2 separate regions of the Homo sapiens genome follow, and region 1 is linked to region 2. The links are chromatin contacts, found by Hi-C or POLR2A ChIA-PET in ENCODE. All regions are on one chromosome and are shown on one strand. Each heading gives the region's core, a stretch centred on a gene start or an enhancer-like site at or near the end of the contact. The rest is flanking DNA. Distances are from core to core; before and after follow the strand shown. Region 1 overlaps GRK5 (G protein-coupled receptor kinase 5). Region 2 holds the start of EIF3A (eukaryotic translation initiation factor 3 subunit A).

Evidence for each region. Hi-C counts contacts between places; a loop is a spot of excess contacts on that map. ChIA-PET counts read pairs that join two places held with the same protein, here RNA polymerase II (POLR2A). Pooled maps may share reads with other maps.
Region 1: a pooled map shows a loop between it and region 2 (2.0-fold over the local background). The contact joins the enhancer-like site here to the promoter of EIF3A in region 2. A Hi-C loop is called at or near these places in 8 of 50 pooled maps. POLR2A ChIA-PET finds 5 or more read pairs at or near these places in 2 of 52 experiments (AG04450 and GM10248).

Annotation. Positions count from the first base shown.
Region 1 is chr10:119,438,782-119,445,584 of GRCh38, forward strand. GRK5 (G protein-coupled receptor kinase 5) reads left to right here. Exons shown (of 16, transcript NM_005308.3): 10 at 950-987; 11 at 3,218-3,307; 12 at 4,763-4,971. Among named protein-coding and RNA genes, the nearest start is that of MIR4681, 64 kb to the left of the region's middle. RefSeq lists an enhancer at 5,298-6,088. Within about 2 kb of position 2,640, at least 15 of the 41 ENCODE cell types and tissues checked have a DNase peak (open chromatin) inside an H3K27ac peak, as active enhancers do.
Region 2 is chr10:119,076,113-119,082,527 of GRCh38, forward strand. EIF3A (eukaryotic translation initiation factor 3 subunit A) reads right to left here and starts at 4,705. Exons shown (of 22, transcript NM_003750.4): 1 at 4,516-4,705. The coding sequence starts at 4,564. RefSeq lists a silencer at 4,170-4,429 and enhancers at 4,435-5,197, 4,625-4,919.

The sequences.
Region 1 (6,803 bases), core at 1,390-3,889, 360 kb after region 2:
CCCTTATTTGGAATTGTTAACACATCAAAAGAATGCCATTTAAATAACAGCAACAAAAGTATTTTATGATAAATAAGGATACACAAACACCAATTATCATTTGATGAGGCTCACTGGCTGGATTTGGGTACATTAACCACTCCGCATGAGGACAGCTGCCATCAGTTAAATAAACAAAGCTGGGTGGTTGAGAACTGGAGCCTCCATCCAGATCCTGTGTACTGTTTGCCCCATGGCTTAACTGAGTTGCACACACTCTCCTCTTGGCTGTTCTTTTACCCATAGAGAAGACCTTTTCCTATAAAAGCAGCTCCTCTGCTGGCTCTCCCCTCATCCTGGGAATGCAGAGGCTCCCTTACTTGTGAGCAAGATCCTGTCATCAAGAGAGGAGACATTAGGGACAGGATAAGGCAGCCACACCTATGCCATGCCCCGTAGCTGTTCTTTCTCCCAGGCTGTAGCGTAGCTGGTGTTGGGGGATATGCCAGTCTCCTGCAGGCCCCATCCCAAAGGGGGTCTTTTTCCTGTGTCCCCACCTTCTCCCCTTTGATCCTCTCTTCCCAATTGCACAGCTCCCTTCATTCCAGGCCCTGTTCTGCCTTCAGGGCTTCCTGAGACCTGCAGGGTCTTCTCAGCCTTGGAGTATCCTCAGACCTGCAGTCATTGATGTGTGAACAGGGGCCATGACTGGCCTTTTCCTAACTTTCCCAGTCACCCTCCAGGATTGGGAAATGCCTGTGGCAAACGGCAGTGTTGCTTTAAATTACTGGAAGGAGAAAAATTAGCTGAAGATCATTTTGACTCAAACCAGACAGCCTGAGCCAGGAGGTGGGAAGGAAACACACTGTGGCCACTCAGGCCTGATTAGCCCGAGGGGTCGACCCAGATGCCAGTGTATCCTACCTGCCCAGAATGCCCACACTCTGATGCTTGTTGTTTTTCCTTTCAGAGATCTGAAACCTGAAAACATCCTGTTAGATGATTATGGTAAGTCTTTTCCTACTCGGTAGCTGAGGTGAGCATTGCAACCCCAAGAAAGCAAAGGGCCTCCCAGGGATTCTCAGAGAGGGCTGGGGAAGCTGACCACGGGCCCCACTCCCACTGCTCAGTGCTGGGTACCTGGGGAAGGGGGAAAGCTGTGAGTGTGAACAGAGCTCCGCTTGGTGAACAGGCAGTGTTCAGAGAGACTTTGAAATTCAGAGTTTTTGAAATTCCCTTTGACCATAAGGCTCTAAGTGTTAAAATAACTTCTGGCCGGGCGTGGTCTCTACAGTGCACTGAACAAGGAGTCCAGAATTTCAGAGATGCTGGGCAAATACTTAACTTCCATCAAGTTCTCCACCTCTCATCTTGTTTGTAAAATGGAAACAAAGCGTCCTGCCCTGCCCTGCCCACCCAGAAGGAAGAGGGTGGTGGAGAGGCTTCTACATGACAGCTTGAGAGGGAATTGCTTGTCAGTCTAGCCAGCTGTAAATGTCTCAGGCATTACGTTTGTGCATTACCATCATTATTTTCTCTTGGCTGTGGACACTGAATAATAAGAACAACCACAGTACCCCTCACAGCTGTTTAGCCTCACACCTGGAAAATAGTTCCTATACCTTCTTTTTTTTTTTTTGAGACAGAGTCTCACTTGCTCAGGCTAGAGTGCAATGGCGTGATCTCGGCCTACTGCAACCTCTGCCTCCCAGGTTCAAGTGATTCTCCTGCCTCAGCCTCCCAAGTAGCTGGGATTACAGGTGCACGCCACCACACCTGGCTAGTTTTTGTATTTTTTTTTTTTTTTGAGATGTAGTTTTACTCTTGTTGCCCAGGCTGGAGTGCAGTGGTGCAATCTCAACTCAGTGCAACCTCTACCTCCCAAGTTCAAGTGATTCTGCTGCCTCAGCCTCCCAAGTAGCTGAGATTACAGGCACGTGCCACCACGCCCGGCTAATTTTTGTATCTTTGGTAGAAATGGGGTTTTGCCATGTTGACCAGGCTGGTCTCAGACTCCTGACCTCAAGTGATCTGCCCTCCTTGGCCTCCCTATGTGCTGGGATTACAGGCATGAGCCACCGGTTTCCACACCTTTGATCTGACTAGATCTTCCCACCTGCACAGAGAAGGGCAAGGCAGCATCTCTGTGCCCATTTAACAGATGACAAAACTGAGCCTCAGGGGAGCCATCCTGCCAAAGTCACCCAGCAGCATCAGTGGGGAGCTGAGGGCAGAAACTGGGTCTCCTCCCACCAGGCCCCAGAACCTGGCAGCCCCCAGTAGAGGGAGGGGAGAAACCGGGTCGCTGATGACCTGAAGAGAGGTCTGCATGGGATACTGCCCTGTGGAGGGGCGGTCGGAGGGCCCAGGCCTGCCGCCCCTCTCTGGATGTGCCCGGTGCCTCCCTTGGTCTAAGAACCAAGCCCACGCTGCTCCTCTGCTATCCTGACTGTCAGCCCCCACCGAGCCAGGGAGTCCACACGGCTCCAGCCTGGCGGGGTCTCGACACTGGCCCTTGCTGACATCTAGGCTGGAGGGATGGGGGTGGGGCCCTGGTGTCCATAGGCAGGGAAGGGAAGGGGACGTGTTCCTTCCTGTGGGGTAAGTTGTGGCCGCGACCCTGCCCAGGTGGGCTGTGGGAGGGACAAAGACCAAAGTGGAGCCTCAGCTCAGCGTCTCCCGCTCTGGGGGCTCAGTCCTGGGCTGTGAGCTGGGATTCATCTCCAGGCTCTGCCAGGTCAGACCAGATGTTTTCCCTTCTCGTTTCTCTAAAGTGAAAAACAACCAATCTCCAGAGACCAACAAGGCAGGCCGGGGAGCTGCTTCCCAAATCGTTTTATAATTTTTTCCCCTTAAGCAAATTGTTGCATAATGCCAGAAGAACCTCACATTTTTCCCATGAAGTAATCCCAGAACCAAGCCAAGATTCTCTGACCTCAGCGTTCCAGGAAGCCCATTCAGCCTTTGACTAGGCAGGTCGGTCAACGTCCAGCCGGGTCCAGGCATCCTATTGCATCTTTATGTTCCACTCCTGAAGAGTGGGCATTTTCCTGTGTCCTCCCACACCTGCACTCTCCCAAGGCTCTTGTGGTCACTCTGAGATGGCAGATTGGGGTCCCTGTTGTCCTTGGACAGATGAGAATGCCGAGAGCTCGTATGCCTTGCCCAAGGGCACACAGCAAGGCCGGGTGCCCATGCGGCTGTCCCAGGGACCCACTGACCCTGCTGTCCCCCTCAGGCCACATTAGGATCTCAGACCTGGGCTTGGCTGTGAAGATCCCCGAGGGAGACCTGATCCGCGGCCGGGTGGGCACTGTTGGCTACATGGGTGAGTGCTGGGCTGCCTGTGTCAATGCACCTTGAGACCCACCACCTGCTCACCGCCGGCCGAGCCCCCAGAGCCTGCCCGCAGAGCCTCTCGCCTCTTCATGCACTGCTGATCACACACAGAGTCACAGTCTCTGCAGGGCTGCTGGGGGGCGGCCTTAGCCAGGGGGAGGGGGAGCACAGGGGCCCCAGATGTGATGACTGCTCTGAGCTCTCTGCACTCCCAGGCCCCCAGCCCCACCTGTGTCCAAAGCCAAGCCACTCTTAGGGGTCGGGGCCTGGCATACAGCGCTGCTAGGGGAGGCCACATTGAAGCAGGGGTCTGGGAGGAGAGGCCTTTGAGAGGAAGGAGGTAATTCACAAGAGCCCGCAAATGAGAGGCGCGCACAGCTGCTGTGTCACCAAGCATGATTCCAGTAGAGAGCAGCCTTGGGCTCCTGCCACCTTTCCTCAGTCTGCTCTGAGACCAGCGTCCTGGGGGTTGCAGGGAAGAGACCCAGAGTTAAGTCCTGTGCCCTAGAATCCCCCGTCCAATTGGGGGCACGCCCTGGGCTTCCTCCTGTGCATTTCACACACCTACCCTCCTTCCCCTGAGAGGCGCGTGCCCGGGGAGCAGGCACGCTGCCGCCCTCTAGTCAGGCTGGTACTGACAGCAGCTGCACAGGAGGTGTGCCTTGTCTCTGGTGCTAGAGGGTCCTTTTCAGATTGCATGACATTTGGCAACCTGTGGAGTGTGTGTCTGTGTGTATGTGAGTGTGTGTGTGCCCACATGAATGCTGATCGATGATTGATAGGTAGGCGGGTGGGCGGGTGGATGGATGGTTGGATGGATGATGGATGATGGATGGGTGGATGATAGATCTGCCTACCTGTGTGTGCATTTGCCTGGGTCTCCTTTTGCAGAGTGTTCCATGCATCTGTCTGCCCCGGCTCTTGTGTGCAAACCAGCACATGTGTGGATGCATTTCCCTCCAGACATACGTGCTGATGCTGCAGAACTATCTTTTCTGTATTTCTATGGTAAATCTGTAATTCGGTTTATCAAAGTGGTACAGAAGACATAGCAAGAGATTGTTTGAATTACAGATAAATTTAAGATCATCTTTAATTTGGGTAGATACACCTTTATTCATTGAAACAAATATACTGATAGCACCTGTTCTGTGCCAGGTGTCATATTGTTACGGTAGTGAATAAAGTAGCTCATGTTCTAGGCGAGGGGACATCAAGAGTGCAGGACACCTCCATCCACGGTGGTCAGAGTTCTAAAGCTACAGTCAAAGTCCTTCGGGGGCACAGAGGAGAGTCATCAGGGCAAGCTCCCTGGAGGGGGTGGTATTCACAGCAGTTGGTGGGGTAAGAGTTGGTGGCGGCCATGAAACTCCAGGCCTTCTGTGAGCAGCGCCACCAGCTGTCTCCCTCCTCCTCACTCCTCTCTCCTCTCCTCTGCCCCCAGCTCCAGAGGTCCTGAACAACCAGAGGTACGGCCTGAGCCCCGACTACTGGGGCCTTGGCTGCCTCATCTATGAGATGATCGAGGGCCAGTCGCCGTTCCGCGGCCGCAAGGAGAAGGTGAAGCGGGAGGAGGTGGACCGCCGGGTCCTGGAGACGGAGGAGGTGTACTCCCACAAGTTCTCCGAGGAGGCCAAGTCCATCTGCAAGATGGTGAGCTCCTGGTGGCCAGATGCCACCCTCAAGCTGGTGGCTCCCCTCCCTGGGCCTGGCCCCAGTCTGTCCCCAGAACAGCAAACAGGCTGAAGGGACAGGGGTCTGAGCATGGGGGTGGGGGTTGCAGCCCACCAAGCTAGAGTTGAGGGCACTCCTTGCTGTGGACTGGGGTGGTCAGCGGAGACTTCCAGGAGAAAGCCTGGGTGGGGCAGGGACACCCAGGAACCAAGGGAAGAGGGGTGAGGGGAACAGTGTGGAACACCCTCACATCCAGCCTGTGGGGGGGTCCACACAGGGCGGAGAAGAGATGGTCTGAGCTGGTGCCCCAGACACAAAGCAACCTTGGGCCAAGCCCCGGCCCCTGCCCGTGGGCCTCCTGCTCCCTCCACCTCTGGATCCTAAGGTGTTGGTTTAAGACGAAGGGCTACAGGGGGTGGGGGCGACGATTTCAGTCTTTGAACATCTTATAACAAAGTTTTCCACCACTAGATGGACTGCTGGTCACGCCAGCCTGGCTCCTGCATGACAGGGTCTAGGGATAGTGAGGTCAGACCCACCCAAAAGCTGGGTGGGTGGGGCCAGATGGGGGGACTGGAAGCCAGATAAGGAGTGACAGGAGCCATTGGAAGTGGGGGATATGGGAGTGGAGTCCGCCCGTGCACCCCTGCCACTGGGCCGCCCCATGCCGGCCCTCAGGCCCTTCCCTGGGAACCAGGACTAGTGGCTGGCTTTGTGGGGAGATGGCCACTTCCTGCTGCTGCCTGGCTCTCAGCCCCCAAGTCCAGCCCATGCCCCCTTGGGGCCCTCCTCCTTATGGTCCCCAGCACAGCTGTGCTGGCACCCCCACTGCAAGCAGCTGCCCTCTAATGCCAGCCTCATAGGGACAGGAGGGGCCGGAGCACCCAGCTCCACAATTGCCAGCCCACAGACTTCCTCTCCTCTCCCTGGAGCCACAGATGTACCCCGTATCCCATGTACCCGGAGCCACAGATGGGCAAACCGAGCCTGGGAGGGGGGAGCCACACTTCCCACCCCTCTACATCTGCAGGCACTTTTGGGGCAGATTCAGCGTGTGCATTGACAACCCAGGCAACTCCCGGAGTTTAGGAAGCAGCAGTCCTGGGAGTTGATTAAAAGTCGCAATGCTTCTGCTCAGGAAGACCTGAGATCTGCGCCGCAAGCGGCCCCAGGAGGGTCTGGCTCGGCTCCTCACCCCAGAGGCCCCTCTCCTGCAGCCAGACACCTCTGCTTGGCCCCTTCCTGTCACCAACCTCATCCTCACATCACAGAGCTGTGGGAAGAAGTCCTGTGTGTACAGCAGACCCACACTCTAACCCCACAGCTGTTGGCCCGCCATGCAGCTGGGGCCTCAGAGAAAGCCACATGGTCATCGCAGCCAGGGCTAGGGTGGGGGGACCGGAGGAGCAGTGCAGCACTGGTCGGGTAAATGGAAATGTGGGTGTGAGCCATACTTGGCTGTCTCATTGGGAGATATCTGTCAGGTGCGACAAAACGAGACAAGGGAAAGAAGAAGGGGTCAGACAGCCGTGGGCAGAGCATCACCAAATGTCCCAGGTCAGGGCCAGGCAATCAGAGAAGCAGGTCTTGAGAGATCTCAGCAGGGATATGGGACGTACTAAGAGGATGACGAGGCGGAGAGGGCCCCAGTCCCACCCCCAGACCCCAGACACCCACCTTGGCCCCTGGCTTTGGAGCTGGGATCTCCTGCTGCAGCCTGGACCAGGGTGCTGCTGTCCCTCTGCTGCCCCCTGGTGGACACTGAGAGAAAGCCTGCTGCTCCCGGAGGACCTGTCCCGTGGGTACAAAAC
Region 2 (6,415 bases), core at 3,455-5,954:
ACGAGGTCAGGAGATCGAGACCATCCTGGCTAACACGGTGAAACCTCGTCTCTACTAAAAATACAAAAAATTAGCTGGGCCATGGTGATGCACGCCCGTAATCCTAGCTACTTGGGAGGCTGAGGCAAGACAATTACTTGAATTCAGGAGGCGGAGGTTGCGGTGAGCCGAGATAGCGCCACTGTACTCCAGCCTGGGCAACAAGTCTCCAAAAAAAAAAAAAAAAAGTTTGCTACAGGATAAATCACAAAACATACTGAAATAAATCTTTGTACAATACCTTATATGAAATCACATTTTTCACATGCAAATAATGACAAAACCCTTCACCACTGCATGAAAAAGTCCATCTTTCGCTGACTCCATCTTACTATCAAAAAAAAAACTTACTAAATGAAACAAAGATGTAATATATAACTAGATATTTTGTTGAAATAAGCCTTTCCTTGTTGTCAGGGGTGGGGGTGGGAGGGAAAAAACTTGCAGTCTTCTCCTGGTCTTCTCCTATATAGTGCATGTAAGGTTATTTTCTAAAATGTAACAGTACAGCCAGGCGCCTTGGCTCACACCTATAATCCTAGCCCTCTGGGAGGCCAAGGCATCACTTGCGGTCAGGAGTTCCAGATCAGCCTGGGCAACATGGTGAAACCTTGTCTCCACTAAAAACACAAAAATTAGCCAGGCATGGTGGTGCATGCCTGTAATCCCAAATACTCGGGAGGCTGAGACTTTAGAATCACTTGAACCCAGGAGGCGGAGGTTGCAGTGAGCCAAGATTGCGTCACTGCACTCCAGCCTGGGCAATAGAGGGAGAGACTCTGTCTCAAAAAAAAAAAAAAAAGAAAATGTAACAGTACATTAGGCGTTCTTCATAACTAACAAAAACAGTCTCTTATCAGCAAAAAACTTGGGAGTAAATGCGTTTAATGGAATTTATACTTTAAGAAAATCACAGCAGCAGCACTAAAATGACCTATTGTATCCAACTCCTAATCTAAAAAGGGCTTGCTTAAAGATGGAACTGAAACCATTTTTCACTTCCTGAACAGCCAATTAGAAGTTGATTCCTTAGCCAGGCGCGGTGGCTCACGCCTGTAATCCCAGCACTTTGGGAGGCTAAGGCGAGCAGATCACTTGAGGCCAAGGGTTCAAGATCAGCCTGGGAAATATGGTGAAAAAAATTAAAAAATTAGCTGGGCATGGTGGGACACACCTGTAATCCCAGCTACTTGGGAGGCTGAGGCAGGAGAATCGCTTGAGCCTGGGAGGCGGAGGTTGCAGTGGGCCGAGATAGTGCCACTGCACTCCAGCCTGGCCAACAGAGAGAGATTCTGTCTCAAATAAATAAATAAATAGTTGGAATGGGAACAGATTTTTCATAATCCATGACAGTGAGTCTTCTGCCTTTGTCCTAATTTATATACAAGAATTTAGTTCCTCCGAATTTTTTTTTTTTTTTGGAGAAGGAGTCTCGCTCTGTCACCCACGCTGGAGTGCAGTGGCGCAATCTCAGCTCACTGCAAGCTCCACCTCCTGGGTTCATGCCATTCTCCTGCCTCAGCTTCCTGAGTAGCTGGGACTACAGGTGCCCGCCACCACACCAGGCTAATATTTTTGTATTTTTACTAGAGACGGTTTCACTGTGTTAGTGAGGATGGTCTTGATCTCCTGACCTTGTGATCCACCCGCTTCGGCCTCCCAAAGTGCTGGGATTACAGGCATGAGCCACCACGCCCGGCCTCCTCTGAATTATTTAATAGTGGCCGGGGGAAGCTTTTGAGACTGGAAAGAACTATGATAAACTAAAGGTTCTATTTCAATACTTAAATATTGACTTCCAGATTAATATTATAGAAATAAAAATTAAAATCTAGAATTATAAACCTTACTGGATGGGTGAGCATTTGGAGCATACCTTTCAAATTCATTACTGAAAGTATGTATAAAGAAGTTTACATCAGCCCTTGATGTTTGCTAGTTTATTTGTGCAACAGACCAAATGGATATGCTATGTTACTCAATTTGTGGCCTTAATAGCTTTATTTTTCAAAGGCACTGGTTGTAGAACATAAACTATAATAAGGTCAGCAGCAGTTAGTGTGGCACCACTAATGATATAATATGAAAAAGGGGCCTTCTCCAAATGATTACAGGATACGAAATTCTTGCCTGTAACTGCTGGTCCAAGTTCTCACCTTCCTGAATGACTACTATAATTTTTCCCCCAAAAATTGCTCATATATATGCTTAGGGTGACCTGAACGACTATTCTACTTAAATTTATTTACATTTTATTAAGACAATGCAATAAATTAGGTCTAAATATTGTTAGGATCACAAATATTACATGTAAAACATTTAGATAAAATGAGATTATTTCCAATTAGGGGAATGCCCTTTGATCCTTCACTTATGTTTTGGAAGCAGTGCCCTGGACCATCCACGATCTGCTCACTTTGAGAAGGGATCCCTCACAATCCAAAGGTATGAGTTTCTACTCTGAAGGGAACGCATGCATCCCCATCCAACAGCTTCAAAGGGCTGCAAGGGACCACAGTCTTTTTTAAAAAGCTACACAAACAAAACTCAAGTTTCCCCCCCAGTGTCCCTCATCTTGCCTACTTTAATTTCAGATCCTTTCCTTAACCTGCCCTTCATGAATCAAGCCTGTGTCAATTTAGAAACAGGAAAAAAATGTTTGATGCACATTACATATCTTTTCTATATGAAGTTCTTATGAAGGTTCCAAAAAGAGAAGCGATAAAGGAAACAAGACCCGAACACACCAAATATATAATATGTAGGCCATTATAATGCTTTGGCCTACTAGCACGGGGAAAAAAAAATACCTGTTGGGCAAAGCATGCAAATGACTGTAAAACATCGACAACAGCCATGCAGAGTAGTAATTTCATGCAAATCATTTTGTATACTACAAATTCTAACTTTCGAAACGACGAAAAGTCATAAACTTTGCTACAGTTTGGTTTATAGTGACAAAGTTCCATTTCAATCTCTTCTTTCCGATGTATTAATAAACATCCTAAAACTGCTTGTCTGTTCTAACCATTAGATCACTGGTTATCATTAGAATGAATTAGTGCTCACATCTATGTTGTAGTTTCAATAGGTTTTTAAAACAATTACTCCATTCCACACAATGTGGAATTATCCTATTCCACAGACCAGTTCCCTCCCCGACAAAAAGTGTTACTTTTACTTTAAAAAGTATATGACCAACATATCTCTGGTTCTGCCAAATTATCAGTTTATGTGCTGACTCAAACTGCCATTTTCATAAGATGAATTTTCAAAGAAGCTAACAAAATAAGCTCTCCAAACATAAAACTGTAACTCACAAGGTATATTCATCTACAACATGGGTAAAACCCGAAACTTCTATTTCGGTGAAGGAAGGATGAAAATAAGAGCTATCCATGCCCTAACGATTAGAAAAATTGTCCGGTTAGAGGGGAAAAAAAAAACCCTACACAAAGTTTCTTAAGCCCAGAGCCTAGCCAAGAACATGTGCATCCCCAGAACGCCAATGTAATAAATGCCTTGGAGAGATCGGGGCACACAAGTTTTTCCCTCAAGCGCCAATGGCTGAAGTACACATATAGAAATAGAAATCGCAGACAGCAGCACTGTGGCAGAAAAAAAGAGAAAAAAGGACTGATCTGGATGTCAAGAGACGTTGGTTTTAAGTCTCTTGGCTCAACAACTCCCGGAGTGACCTTGGGGAAACCTCTCTCTAGGCCTGTTTCGTTATCTTTAAGAGGCGACCTGAAGTCCCTTTACATTAACTCTATTCCAACTTCCAGTGATTCGAAACAGGCTTTAGGACTGCTTCTAATCAATGCCAGGAAAAATGAAAAAACAAAAACAAAACAAAACAACAGGAATCAGGTTAAATGGGTCAGAGGCCCCTAAGTGGATATAAAGCAGCTGGGTAAAGGGTAAGTGGACGCCGACCCAGCAAAGCACTGAGCGCGGCTTGGAGAGCGGGGGTGGCTGCGGGAAGGCCGGGGGTGGGTCCGTAGGGCTCCCGGCCCGGGCAGGAGGTGGAGCCGAGGCTCTCGCGTGCATTGTCCCCGGGAGGGAGCCATGTTTCTTACTCCCCGGCACTCCCAGATGGCGGCCGGGGACGCGGGCCCTAAGCAGACCAAAGCCCCAGGGACCTGGAGAGCCAGAGGACGCAGGCAGCAAGGAGGGAGCTCCAGTCCGGGTAGGGGCTGTCTCCCGGGCTGCGGTCCCCGCGACGCACCCGGAGGCGGCAGGGGGAAGGAAAGGCCCCTGGGGCGACGGTTCCGGGCTACGCGCCTCCCAGACCCCAGTCGATAGAGTGAGAAGGAAACCCATGCCCAACCACCGGCTGGGACAGCGGCGGGCAGGCCGCATCGGTCTCCTCTCCCCGCGCGGGCCGGGCGGCGGAGCAGTGGGAAGCAGGCCCGCGCTCTCGACCTCGGAGGCCTCGGGCCGCCCCAGCCCGGCGCGCCCCGATCAGCTACTCACCGTTGGCGCGTTTGAGGGCATTTTCCGGCCTCTGAAAATAGGCCGGCATCTTGGCGGCAGGCTCAGCTCACCCGGCGTCAGCGAACTCTCTAGTGGCCCGGGCCGGGAGAGGAGACGAAGGGGAACCAGCGTAAGGTCCCACGCGCCTCGCCAGCAGTCGCCCGCGCCCAGCCGGCCAGAGACGGAAAGGAAGGAGCCACGTGACCTCCCCGCGGCGGCCCTGCTGCCGCCCAGGCCCCGGATGTAGGGGGCGGGTCTCCGTGCGCGCAAGCGCGCTGGCGTCACGCACGCCGACAGACGTGGCGGCGCCGGAGTCCTAGGCGCGCAAGGTCCAGTTCCCGTCTTGGGCCTGTCCTGGATAGCGTTAGGGAGACAGTTCACAGGCTCTTCAATCTTCGAGCGAGAATTAGGGTGGGAAGGGTGAGTGTGGGGTCAGAGTTTCTGTCTGGAGAACAAGCAAACGTCTGCAGATTGGTTTTCAAAGCGACTTGTGCGGAGTCGTGCAGTTACAGTAAGGTCCCATCCAGCCTGGGAATCGCCTGTCTTGGCTACGTGAAAATGCTGAGTTTAACGAAAACGCAGTGAGCAGGTGTCATCAGGTCAGCGCCGCTCAACCGTGAGAGACAATCATGGGGAAGAGTGACGCCTAAAATAAACAAGCAAGGTTCTTTTATATCTTGGTAAAGTAAAAAGTTTGTGTCACAGGGATTGCCTTGAGAAATGGAGGCTCTCAGAGGGGGCGAATGGGGACAGCGACCTGGCAAAGGGCGAAACGCCCTGGAGCACAGCAGACTTGCTTGGTGTTTGAAAACACACGGAAAGGAGTGTCGTCACTTTTTACATACAGCGCACGTCACAAACAAATTAAGAAAAATTAGTGTTAGTGAAAAAAATCAATCTGAGAGGCCCTTTTATTGTTGCTTAACAATTTTAATGTTCGCAGACGAAGTACTTTACCTAGAATTTGAAAACCATTTGAACCGAATCTAATTCTCAAGCCCTTGGTACGAAATAAAGGTGAGCTCAGAAGGAAAAAAATTTTTTTTTTTTTTGAAACGGAGTCTCGCTTTGTCGCCCAGGCTGGAGTGCAGTGGCACGATCTCGGCTCACTGCAAGCTCCGCCTTCTGGATTCACGCCATTCTCCTGCCTCAGCCTCCCGAGTAGCTGGGACTACAGGCGCCCGCCACTGCGCCCAGCTAATGTTTTGTATTTTTAGTAGAGACGGGGTTTCGCCGTGGTCTCGATCTCCTGACCTCGTGATCCGCCCTCCTCGGCCTCCCAAAGTGCTGGGATTACAGGCGTGAGCCACCGCGCCCAGCCCAGAAGGAAAATTTAGAAGGCAGCAGTGAAATAGATTATTGTCAATGTATTACACATTTAATAGACGAGATATGTGAATTAATGAATGAGGAAATCGGCCGGGCATGGTGGGTCGCGCCTGTAATCCCAGCACTTTGGGTGGCTGGGGCGGGTGGATCACCTGAGGTCAGGAGTTCGAGACCAGCTTGGCCAACATGGCGAAACCCCGTCTCTACTAAAAATACAAAACTTAGGCCTGGCGTGGTGGCTCACGCCTGTAATCCAGGCGCTTTGGGAGGCCGAGGCGGGCGGATCACGAGGTCAGGAGTTCGAGACCAGCCTGACCAAAGTGGTGAAACCCCCCCCCCCGTCTCTACTAAAGTTACAAAAAATTAGCTGGACGTGGTGGCGAACGCCTGTAATCCCAGCTACTCGGGAGGCTGAGACAGGAGAATCGCTTGAACCCGGGAGGCAGAGGTTGCAGTGAGCCTAGATCGTGCCACTGCGCTCCAGCCTGGGTGACAGGGCGAGACTCCGTCTCAAAAAAAAAAAAAATTAGCCGGGCGCTGTGGTGGGCGCCTGTAATCCCAGCTACTCGGG